Regions from separate parts of the Homo sapiens genome. Here region 1 is linked to region 2. A link is a contact called in ENCODE Hi-C or POLR2A ChIA-PET data. All regions are on one chromosome and are shown on one strand. Each heading gives the region's core, a stretch centred on a gene start or an enhancer-like site at or near the end of the contact. The rest is flanking DNA. Distances are from core to core; before and after follow the strand shown. Region 1 holds the start of PGM2L1 (phosphoglucomutase 2 like 1). Region 2 holds the start of RELT (RELT TNF receptor).

Evidence for each region. Hi-C counts contacts between places; a loop is a spot of excess contacts on that map. ChIA-PET counts read pairs that join two places held with the same protein, here RNA polymerase II (POLR2A). Pooled maps may share reads with other maps.
Region 1: a loop to region 2 is called in a pooled map, with 11 times the contacts of the local background. The contact joins the promoter of PGM2L1 here to the promoter of RELT in region 2. A Hi-C loop is called at or near these places in 10 of 50 pooled maps. POLR2A ChIA-PET finds 5 or more read pairs at or near these places in 2 of 52 experiments (activated CD8-positive, alpha-beta memory T cell and naive thymus-derived CD8-positive, alpha-beta T cell).

Annotation. Positions count from the first base shown.
Region 1 is chr11:74,394,546-74,400,489 of GRCh38, forward strand. It overlaps PGM2L1 (phosphoglucomutase 2 like 1), which reads right to left and starts at 3,888. Exons shown (of 14, transcript NM_173582.6): 1 at 3,506-3,888. The coding sequence starts at 3,616. It overlaps MIR548AL (microRNA 548al), which reads left to right and starts at 4,692; the gene lies at 4,692-4,788. RefSeq lists enhancers at 1,537-2,038, 2,039-2,538, 3,630-4,251, 3,983-4,352, 4,252-4,872.
Region 2 is chr11:73,371,898-73,377,761 of GRCh38, forward strand. It overlaps RELT (RELT TNF receptor), which reads left to right and starts at 4,502. Exons shown (of 11, transcript NM_152222.2): 1 at 4,502-4,602. RefSeq lists silencers at 4,222-4,531, 4,562-4,851, 4,942-5,021 and an enhancer at 5,187-5,481.

The DNA of each region.
Region 1 (5,944 bases), core at 2,638-5,137, 1.0 Mb after region 2:
CTGTGTGTATTTAAGCCCTTCAAGACATACTAAAGCCCTTCTATGACCTGGTCTTTACACATCCTTCCAAAATTTTCTATGTACCCTGAGCAACAGCAGAAATAAAAGTTCTTAATACACACATTAAAATTTCTCTCTATGCTTGTCATAGTTCTCCTTATGTTAGCAAGTCTAATTTTAACTAATTCTGAAAGTTCAAGCACAAATAACATTTTTTCATAAAGACTTTTCAAATACACCAACCGAGACTAAGATTAGTAATTTTAGTGACCAACGCAAGTAGCAAATTGACCTCTAATCAATTTAAAACTTATTATATGCCTCATCTGAGTCATGAAGAATTGGTGGCATTTGGTTCCTTTTTTAATTAAATAGGTATTCATCAGGTGTTAAAATCAGTTTCTCTGTTAAAAGACTACATATGCCATCAATATATAATGTAAGAAATGCCATGAGTCTGATCTTATTTTACATTTCTGCACTCTAAATTTCAGTGCCCTGAGACAGTCTAGCTTACCTATAGTATCAATCTACAGTAGATACAATTTCTCCATTAAATGTATTCTCTCCTATTAAGAGAGGATCAATGAAGAAATTTATTATATTTATTAAATAATTAACAAATTACTTAATCTATTCCTCTGTTAAGGATACTTATTACTTGCCCCTATTATTTATGCTTTTCCTTCCCTTCTATTTTCTTTAAAGATATGATCCATATCTATTTCATCTTTCTATCTCTCACAGGTTTCAGCTAATGCCTTATATTCAGAGGCACTTTAAATACAAATTAAGAATTTATCTTCCACTTTCAATGAAGTTTTATCTTCATTATTTTTATTTTGTTTTATTTATTTTTGAGATGGAGTCTCACTCTGTCATCCAGGCTGGAGTGCAGTGGAACGATCTCAGCTCACTGCAACCTCCGCCTCCCAAGTTCAAGTGATTCTCTGGCCTCAGCCTTTGAGTAGCTGGGACTACAGGCACGTGACACCTCGCCTGGCTTTTTTTTTTTTTTTTTTTTTTTTTTTTTGTATTTTTAGTAGGGACGGGGTTTCACTATGTTGGCCAGGCTGGTCTCGAACTCCTGACCTCAGGTGATCTGCCCACCTTGGCCTCCCAGGGTGCTAGCATTACAAGCGTGAGCCACCGTGCCTGACCTCTCTTCATTCTTTTTATGTATCCTATCTTCTAATGAAGTCTTCCTTGAGCATCTCAGTCCACCGTTTACTCCTACTTTTGAACTGCAAGAACTGACTGCCTACAAACCATTTAATTGCCACCAAAACTACCCTAGCATTATTATTTTATGTGCATTTTACAGGTTTCTTTAATATTTCAGTATATCCCAACAATGTATAGGCATAGAATGGACAATCAATAAATATAAATTCATTCAAACAATCTTTTAAAAATAATTCAGGGGCCGGGTGTGGTGGTTCATGCCTATAATCCCAACACTTTGGGAGGCTGAGGTGGGAGAATCCCTTGAGGCCCAGAGTTCAAGACAAGCCTGGGCAACATAGTGAGACCCCATTTCTAAAAAAAAAAAAATTTTTTTTAATTAGCCGGGCGTGGTGGCATGTGCCTGTAGTCCCAGCTACTCGGCAGGCTAAGGCAGAAAGATCACTTGAGCCCAGGAGTTCAAGGCTGCAGTGAGTGCAGTGAGCGGAGATCGCGCCACTGCACTCCAGCCTGGACAACACGGTGAGACCCTGTTTAAAAAAAAAAAAAAAAATCAATCAGGAGACTCATTAGGAAAAGTACAGTTAAAACTGGCACCTAAAGAGAACAAAAAGTCTTGCTACTCCAAGTGTGGTCCACAGACCAGCAGCATTAGTATCACCTGAAAATTCATTCTTTTTTTTTCTTTTCTTTTCTTTTTTTGAGACGGAGTCTCGCTCTGTCGCCCAGGCTGGAGTGCAGTGGCGCGATCTCCGCTCACTGCAAGCTCCGCCTCCCGGGTTCAAGCCATTCTCCTGCCTCAGCCTCCCGAATAGCTGGGGCTACAGGCGCCCGCCACCGCGCCCGGCTAATTTTTTGTATTTTTAGTAGAGACGGGGTTTCACCATGTTAGCCAGGATGGTCTCGATCTCCTGACCTCGTGATCCACCCGCCTCGGCCTCCCAAAGTGCTGGAATTACAGGCCTGAGCCACGGCGCCCGGCCGGAAATTCATTCTTAGGCAGAATCCAAGGCCCCACCCCAGGCCTCCTGAATCAGAATTTGTATTTCAAGATCCCCAGGTGATCTATAAGCACATTAAGGTTTGAGAAGCATTAGTTTAGACTGTAGAGGAAGAATTATTCGTCCAATATACATATGACCAATTAACACCAAATACCTCATTGTAGTTGCTTATTTGTTGGTCTTCCTCATCTGCTAACTGAGGCTTGTTGAGGGCAGGAACCCTTTCTATTTTCCTCACAAGTATTTCCTGGGTCTAACAAGACCTAAAACACGCACTCAGCATTCAATATTTTTTTGCTGAATGAATGAATGAATAAAGTAAAAACAAAACTTTCAGAAAGTGAAGCCTTAAGGAAATTCATTTGTACAACATAATGTCACATACTACCATACAAATTCCTTAATTCAGTGTCATTAATTCCATTTTAAATGTGCTGCCTTCTCTACTTCAACAAAGGTATTTTACGCACTTGACAAAGCAAAAGCTTGGATTATCTTCCTCTGTTGGAGCTACCAGGGACCTCTTTTACAAGTAAGATAGCTGCATTTTAATTCTGATTGTCACAAATTCATCCCAAATGCCCGCACGAGGTTTAATTACCACCACAACTTGGAGGTGGGGGCGGAGGGTGGGTGGGGAGGTGTTGGTAGAGAAGTAATGGTTAAGGCAAAAACAATCCTGTATTAAGAGTACCACATGAAACCTGGAAAACACGATTCCTTGAACAGATTAATTCCAGAAAATAGCTGCCAGCAGGAGAAAGAAGAGGTAAGCGCCTTGCCTTTCCCAACAGCAAAAGGTGATACTAGACAATACCAGGGAGTGATAAAAGGCCAGCAACTACCTAGCGACAGAAGGAGGAAACACACCAGACCAGAACTAAAGCGGATAGCGGTTAGAAACGCCCAGTAAGGGTGCCAGAAACCACTTTCAGGTATGTGGAGAAGGAAGTCAAGGGAGAAAAAGGGAAAGGAAATCGTTGTTTAGGGTATAACTTACAATGATGATGATTTTTTTTTTTTTTTTTTTGAAGAAAGAGGGAAGACAGCACTTGAAAGGAAAGAGGGTAAAGAAGAGGAAGGGAGGTTACAATTGAGAGCACTGCAGAAGGAAGCGATGCAGATGTTGCCGCCCGGCTCTGGCAGTCCGAAGGAGCAACCCCACGCATAGGTGGGTGGCAACGCCCTGCTCCGCTGCCCCCCGCTCGGTGTCCCGAGCCATCTCCTCTGCAGCCCGCGGGGCGCTGGGTGGGCACAGGAAAGAGCAGACTGTGTGGGGGAGGCGACGGCGTTTGCCGGGCTGACCAGGTACCCACCTTATCCCAGCGGAGCCACTGCCCGATGGCCGTGTCCAGCTGAGGGTCCCCGGTGTGGTAGGGGGCGTGGAGCAGGTTGGAGTTCAGATCCCCCTCTGTGTTTTCAGCCATGGCGACCAGACAGGCGTACGGGCCGGGGGCCGGCGAAGACACTGAGTTGGGGTGGGGGGTGGCTTGGGGTTCGCTCACCAGGGTCCAGGCGTCCCCACCTCACTGAAGGGCATCGGAGACCAACCGCAGGGTGTTCGTAACAGCTCCTGCCGCGGCGTCAGGGAACCGGGAGAGAGGGGGTTTATGGCCGCCTGCTCCCCAGCGGACCAGGTCCGGGTCTCTGGGCGAAGTGACTGAGGCGGTCGCGCCGCGAGAGAACAACAGTCCCAGATGTCTGGGTCCTGGCTCCGCCGCCGCCGCCGCCGCCCGCCCCGCCTACGGCCCCGCCCCGCGCCTTAGGCCCCGCCCCTTCCCGCCCTTGCTGATTTAAGTCCCCGAAGTTCTAGACTGGAGCCCGGGAGCGCGCTCCCCACGCCTCCGAAGTAGTGGGGGTTTACAGCCCGTCCGGGTGGTGAGGCAATAGTGCACGGTTCTTTTTATTTTTTAATTTGCCAAGGGTCTCCTTTCCTCGATCTGCTCTCACGGCTACCACTAGCAAGCTGCCTTTGCGCTTGCCCTGCAGGTCCCCAGCGCGCGCGCAGGCCCCCAGTTTCTCTTGGGGGCACGCGCCGGTTGGGGGAGGAGGGGCAGTGCGAGCTGTCCGCGCACTGCCTCACGGGAGTTGTAGTTCTTTCCTTTGTCTGAGCTCAGCGGAGACCGCCGCCGAGACTACGACTCCCAGCAGCTCCGCGTTCCCCCTTTCCTCAAAAGAAAAAGATCTACCTCGAGGTAGTTCCCTACAGACACGCCCTATCCCTATTAGTTATGCTGCGCTGTGTGGCCCTGGCATTAAATTAAACAAGGAATGACATAGTAAGGGGACAAAGTGGTATCCGTTTAGTGCTGTGCAGTTTACGAATCGCGTTCTATCGCCTCAATCCCTCAGTAAGGTACAGGGGCGTAGTCCTTTTCCGTTTCACACACAAAGAAGAAACTGACTCCCTGAGACACCTCTCCTAAGAGGCCGAGTTCGTGAGCGGTCAAACTAGGGTTCCAATCTCATTTCAGATCCCCTCAGCTGGCAGTTATTTTATTAGGTCGGTGCAAAAGTAATTGCTGTTTTTGCCATTAAAAATAATGGCATTAAAAGTAATGGCAAAAACGGCAATGACTTTTGTACCAATCTAATATCTCTGCTGCTATAGTAAACTAGGAGGTAGGGAGAACAAGATTACTGGAAAATAGATAAGGAAGTTGTTGAGGGAAGATGGTCGGCATTTAACCTAAATATAAGAATGTATAAGCATCACAAGATACCAAGAGCAATGGTAATGGGAATACGGAGGAAAAGGAAATTGGTTCACCCAAATTGAAATAGTCTTCCGTTACTTCTTAGCCGTCTCTCCTATGGAAAGCTCACCTAAGTTGAGGTCTGGGAAATGCTGAGAAGTGCTGACCTGTCAGCCACCTAGCTACTCCTCCGTTTCTTGGTTTGGCCTTCTTAGAATGGCTATGATTTTGGGCAAGTACATTACAACTCTTTCCCTAGTCAGCTTTTTTGTAAGGAAGGTATGATAATATTTACATCATGGCTGTACAGTAACTTAATAAATGGCATTAGGCTGCTTTGAGGTTCACAGATAAAAGACATATTAAGTTCAAAGTATTACTTTATTTCCTTTAAAGTGCCATTTACCATAATAAAATTCAAACTACCAAGGTACAAAAGGATTGTGGTACCAGTTTCTGAAAAACGTGCCATAGTTGGGAGTTGCAGTTTTTGCTAACGATTGTTTCTTTTGTGGAGTCAGCAGGACTCTTGTTCTTTTAATCACACAAGGCCTGGGCAACAGTCACGTGTCCTGGAGAGAAATTCATCTTCCACTACCATCACCATTATTATCCATGATACATATTAAACATTTACTCTCTGCTAAGCATTATGGTAGGAGCTGAGGCTACAAGAATCTATATAATTGTTCACTTCGAGAAGTAACATCTGAGGAGACAGGATATATGTAAGAAAAGAAAGCCCATGATAAATAGCAAGTGCTGCCAACAACTGTTAATGAATTTACATCTGAGGTGGTCAATGAAAAAAGCATCAAGCAGGAGGGACCTGCACTGGGCTTTCAGAAACAAAATAAACAAGTTGAGAATAAGATAGAGGATATTTCAAACCCATAGATCAGTGGTTCTCATATCTCCCTAGGAGTTTGTTTAAATTAATATTCCTGGACACTGCCTCCAGAGATTCTGAATCAATACATTGGCATAGGGCCTAGGTACCTGCATATTTGAAATATCTATTGACTGTCACAATTCAAAGTGTGATTAGGAGGACAACTG
Region 2 (5,864 bases), core at 3,252-5,751:
CCAGATGAGTGAGGAGAGTCAAAGCCAGAGGCCATCTCCTCTTCAAGGGAGTTCTCCAGGTGGTCCCTTGGGTTTGGGACAGGGGTCAGGGTTTAGCTAGACCATCTATCTAATGGAAAAGATGAGGCACAGAGAGGGTCAGGAACTTACCTGAGGTCACACAGAAAGGCAACATTGAGGCTGGGGGTAGCTGGGGAGGAGAGCCCAGGCAGGAAGGTTTCCTGTGGTCAGAAAAGCCAGGAAATGACCCTTAAAGCCAGGGGAGGCAGAAGGCTAGACGAGCTGGCCTCCAGGGGCCCCGTCACACACCTCAAACCAGCCTCAGCACTGGGCTGGTCCAGAGGGCTTGGAGGGAGCAAGTCTGGCTAAGGCCTTACCTTAAACCTTCTGGGCAGGGCCTGGGGAGGGCATGGGGGACCCCAGGGCTTGAACTCAAGCTCCAGCCCAGGCTCTCGGCACTGTGTGATGCCAGGCGAGTGTCTGTCCCTCCATAGACCTGGATGACCTCTGTGAGCCCTTTACATCTTCTGCATGCCTGCCAAACACCAAGTCTGTGTCCTCACAGACCTTAAGCCACAGGCCAGGTTGCAGGAAACGGCAAGGGGAAGTCTATTTTAGGCCCAATTATAGCCAATGAGGAGTCCTGCCTGGCAAAGGCAAGTGAGCTGGCATCCCAAGCTGGGTCAGAGGTAGTTTGCTGGGCTGGACTGGGGAGGGAGATAGTGAGCAGGCATCAGGGATAAATCGGGCAGAGCCCCTGCTGCCCAGGGCAAACAGTGCACCAAGGGAAGGGAGAGGAGAGAGAGCTCCTGAGCCCAGCGTCCTGGAAGAAGCTGGTGCCCCCGATATGAGGTCTCAGCAGATCCTCATAACACGCTTGGATGGGCGAGTTCTCAGAGAGGTGAAGTCACTTGCCTAAGGTCACACAGCCTGGCAATGGCAGAAGTGGGACTTAACCACTATCCATGTGACACCAAAGCATATATTCTTCCATTTTCCCCTAGATTTCTCTTCTCCAGGCTCCTTAATCTCAGATGCTTCAGCAAGCCACCTGCCTCCCTGGGCTTGGCTCACACTCCCTAGCTCTTGACCTGCTCATGTTCTGGGCCCAGAGGGTAACTGGACTGCAAGTCTCACCCTGACAGTCCCCAGGGTCCCCACCAGCCCCATTGTCTGCAGTTCATGGCTCTGGGTTCCTCTCTCAGACTCACCATGGGAACAAGAAAACCCTACACTTGCCTCCCTGAGCACCAGTCAGGTGGGCAATAGAACCTGGGATGGATGGAACTGAGAGTGCTGGGCCTCCCATGAGGGAGCCAGTGAGGCAGTCACCAAAGACTTGACACCTCCACCCCAGTGGGATTCCAGACCCAGGCCAGGGTCTGGACCTAAATGCAGGTTGAACCTGGTCCTCAGACCCAGACAGCCCCAGCTCAGCTTCTGGCCTGGCCCCAGGCTGAGCCCTATCCTGGCCTCCTAGCCTCAGTTTCCCCTCAGACTGAGCCCACCCTCCCCTGGAGCTAAGACACAAACACAGGACAGCAGCCCACCTTCTTAGGGTTAGGACTTGGCCCGCTGGGGGTTAGCCTAGGATGGAGCATTGAATTTTATTTTTTTTTTTTTGAGACGCAGTCTCGCTCTGTAGCCCAGACTGGAGTGCGATGGCACAATCTTGGCTCACTGCAACCTCCACCTCCCGGGTTCAAGCAGTTCTCCTGCCTCAGCCTCCCAAATAGGTAGGATTATAGGCGCCCACCACCGCACCTGGCTAATTTTTTTTTCTTTGTATTTTTAGTAGAGATGGGGTTTCACCATGTTGGCCAGGCTGGTTTACAACTCCTGACCTCAGGTGATCCGCCCACCTCGGCCTCTCAAAGTGCTGGGATTACAGGCGTGAGCCACCGCGCCTGGCCTGGAGCATTGAAATTTAAGTATGAGCCTGCTGTTCCTCCAGGCTTGTACTGTATGTACTTCCTTTTGGAATTCTAGCACAGCCAGCAAGCAGAGTGGCACCCACTACCTTTGGTCCATGACTCCAAGGCAGTCATCTACTCAGACCCCTGCATACAGCCACACTGTGGTGGCTCTGATTCTGTGACCCAGGATCCCCACCCCAGGCAGGGCCTGGCTGGGGCATGGCACCTGTACCCCTGCCTCCAGGTCCCCATCACAGCTCGTCCCAGTTTACTGGGACCTTGTGCTGTGTACCTACAATGAGGTGCACACATTCTCTGGGCCCACTTGCCCAGCTGTACCATGTGAAGTTCAACAAGATGGTCTCTGAGGTCCCTGAGCTCAGGGATTCCAGTGCTGACTCCATGGGTTCAGTTGAGATGCCAGGATTTTATAAAGCCTGTGATTCTGAGAGTCCTTTGTTCTCAAGCCTGTGGTTCCCCAAGCTCCATAAAAAGCGAGTCTAAATCTTTCCTGTGGCTTCCACAACTCCTTCCCTGTCTACTCACTGTGGAGCAACCCAGATGCTGGTAGACTCTCAGGGAGGAGCCCACGTCACAGTGGTTTCAGGGTCAGAGCTGGCTGCAGGAGGAGCTGGCGCATCCACCCAGCAGTAAATAATAATTAGGCTCCCTCCTAACCTGGGGGTTGCAGGAGCGAGAAGTGTTTGGGCTGTGGCCCCAGGAGACCTACTCTATGGAGCTGCTGCCAGGGCAGCCAGGTAGCCGCCTCCCACAGAGAACTTCAGGCAACATGTCTGGCACCCCAGTTTTCAGATGAGGAAACTGAGTTGGGGGTGGATTTGATGAAAACCTCACAGAGAGCTGGTGGTAGAGAGGGGCCTGGACCCTCTCTGGGATGTCTGATTAATAGCCAGTGCTCCAAAAAGCATTTCCCCATTTAGTTTATTGATTGAGACAAGGTCTCACTCTCTCACCTAGGCTGGAGTGCAGTGGCACGATCGCGGCTCACTGCAGTCTCAACTTCCTGGGCTCAAGTGATTCTCCCACATATTTTTGTAGAGACTGGGCTTCATCATGTTGCCCAGGCTGGTCTCGAACTCCTGGGCTAAGTGATCCTCCCAACTCAGCCTCCCAAGGTGCTAGGATTACAGGTGTGACCACTACACCTGGCCTTCCCCATTTGGTTTATTGAGTGACGACACCTGAAATTGCCACCATTTGAACTCTAGAACCTAGAGCTGGGGTGTAGATGGTCCCCTTACAAAGAAAACATTTCCAGGAGTGGAGGCATTCTGGATGCTCTGGCCTTCCGTAGGCTGGGATGTGGGACCCTGGAAGAACCCCTGCCCCAGCCCTGGAGGTCTCCATTGACATATGAGGGTGCTGATGTCATGATCCTGACATCAATGACCTGTAGCTCCTTATGCCCTTCCCCCACAACCTGAGCATGACCCAGGGAAATGAAAACTCATCCCCTGCTCCCCTCCCCATGCGGTGTCCAGTTCGCCTCCTGGAATCTCCTGGACCCTGGGGACCTGACCTTTTCCGTCTCCTAGCCCCTGGGTTCAGATTCTATGACTGTTTAGAACCCCACCCCCAGCCATCTATCCCCAGCTGACTTATTTACCTTCCTTTCTCCATCTCTGTCATGGGCTGTGATTATCCTGACCCCAGCCAGGCCTCTGGCCCAGCACTAGGTCCTCCCTGGTGTCTCAGTCTCCCATCAGCCCTACTGTCCCAGGAGGACCGCCTGAGATCCCCTGAATAGTACTGAGAGGGGGAACGGGCCACTGAGCTGCTCCCTCCAGTCCTGGCACACCCTGTAGCACAACTCCAGGGGACACGATTCGGAGTCGGAATACAGTGTGAATACTGCCTGGAGTTTGTGATGACTGGCATTGGAAACTGGCAGGGTGGGATGGCTGTAGTAGGGAGGGGGGCACTGAGTCACCTGTCCTGCTGGAGGGAAACTAACTACCCTGGCACAGAGAAGTGGTGCGGGGAGTAGGGGAGTGGAGGCAGGAGACGCCTCCTGGAGGATTTCACTAGGCCTTGAAGGATGTGCCGAAGCCCACCGTGTGGGCTTCCTTTATAGACTCACCTTCACCAGGCCTTTTCGCCAACTAGGTGAGGGTTTCCAGGGTTGGGCCTGGGCCTCGTCAACAAAGCAAAGTGAGGTTATTCTTCCTGGCCACCAACTGGCAGGAGGAAGATGAAGCCCAGAAAGGGGCAGAGGTGGCTCTAGTTACACTGGCAATGCTGAGAGGACCCAGAGGAGTATCTCAGTCTCCAGTCTCTTTATCTTGCTTCGCACAACTCCTTGCTTGGTTCAGAGCCTTGAAGAGGCGGATACAAGAGGCCCTCTGGGCACCGCCGCCCAGTCCCGCGCAGCCCCCTGCAGTTCCCAGGGGCGCGAGAGAGGGCGACGTAGAGCAGCACCGCCCAGCGGCAGAGCGGCGAGCCCCTCCGCGGCTCGGGGTGAGTCGGGCGCGGGGCGCAGACCGCGCTCTGACGTCGGGGGCGGAGCGGCCGTGACGCGCGGGGGCGGGTCTGCGCACCTTCCCGGCCCAGCCGGCGATTCATTCAAAAGGCGCGCAGGCTGCGCGGCTGTCCGGGCGCTCGCCGAGCCGGGCCGCGGCGCCGAGTCGAACGGGGAGCCGAGCTGGAGCTGCCGCGGCGCAGCCAGGTAAGGAGGGCGCGCGGAGCGCCCATCCAGAGTCTGCTCTCCGCGGCCGGGCCAGCGGGATACGGACCCTAGTGGCGCCCCCTGCCTCCCCGTGTCTCTGAGGAAGTTCGCGGGCTCGGCGGATGCGGCAGCCCGGCCGCGCGCCCCCCCACCCCACTCCTCCCGCCTCGCGTCCTGTCCCGGCGCCTTCCGCGCACCGGCCACCGCCAGTCTCCGAGCCCCGTGACCTGCAGGTCCTCCGGCCGCGACTCCGGGCCGGCCCTGCGTGGTGGCTGTCGGGGGGCGCGCGGGGAAGCAGCGGAACTTGCGGTGTGAGGGGCCGGCGGGGCCCGGAGCGGTCCCCGGCCCGGGAAACTTGGACCGAGACCAGGTTGTGGTGCGGGCTGGACGGCGGCGCCTCGGCGCGGCTGCGGCGCGGGGCGGCCAAGGGGGGGTCTGGATGGTGTCAGCCCGTGACTGTGGGTGACACGGCGCGTGAGGCGGCCTGGCCGGGCGAACGTGTGGCTGGGACACTGGGCGGTGACGCCGGGCCGAGCGGGCGACACAGAGGGGCTCTGTGTGTGGGAGACAGGCAGCGTGTGTGCGTGTGTTGTGTGAGGGAAAGACCCGGGGTCACTGGGGTCACGAAGTGCGTGGCTTGGGGCGTGACCGGCGCAGGGCCAGGGCCACCCGTTACTGTGAGTGTGAAATAGAGGGAGAGGAGCCCAAGTGACTGAGAACGAGCCGAGCTCGCTGGCGCCATGGTGTGCGTGTGGGGTCAAGTGGTGTCAGTGTGTGTGTGTGTGTGTGTGTGTCTGCGCCTAGGGTGATGATGAGTAAGAGGCAGGAGGAGGAGGGACCGGACCTAGGACACCTTCCGGCAGATGTGGGGCGATGAGGAAGTTGGGGAGCCAGGAGACAAGGGTCTCCAGGACTGTCCCCACGAGGGCACCCCTCAGGAGTTCAGCTTGGTGAGGAGATGGACCCTGAGGGATAGGCCCTGGCTGAGGGAGAAAGCCGAGGCTGGGCAACATCTGGTGGGGTGGCCCAGATGGCAGCAGGGTAGGGGCCCTGTGGTAGTCTCAGCTTCCCCCCGCCCACCTGCATCCACACACTCACGCATCGAAGTCCCTACACCTGGCAAAGTTCTGCCCCTGTGTAATCTGTATTCTCAGCGGACCCGGACACAATCTTGTTCTCAGACCCCCCCGCCCCCCTCCCCCGCGCAGGCCTCAGTCTCCCCATCTGCACACTGAGGTGCTGGGCTTTGAATGGACTGTGAA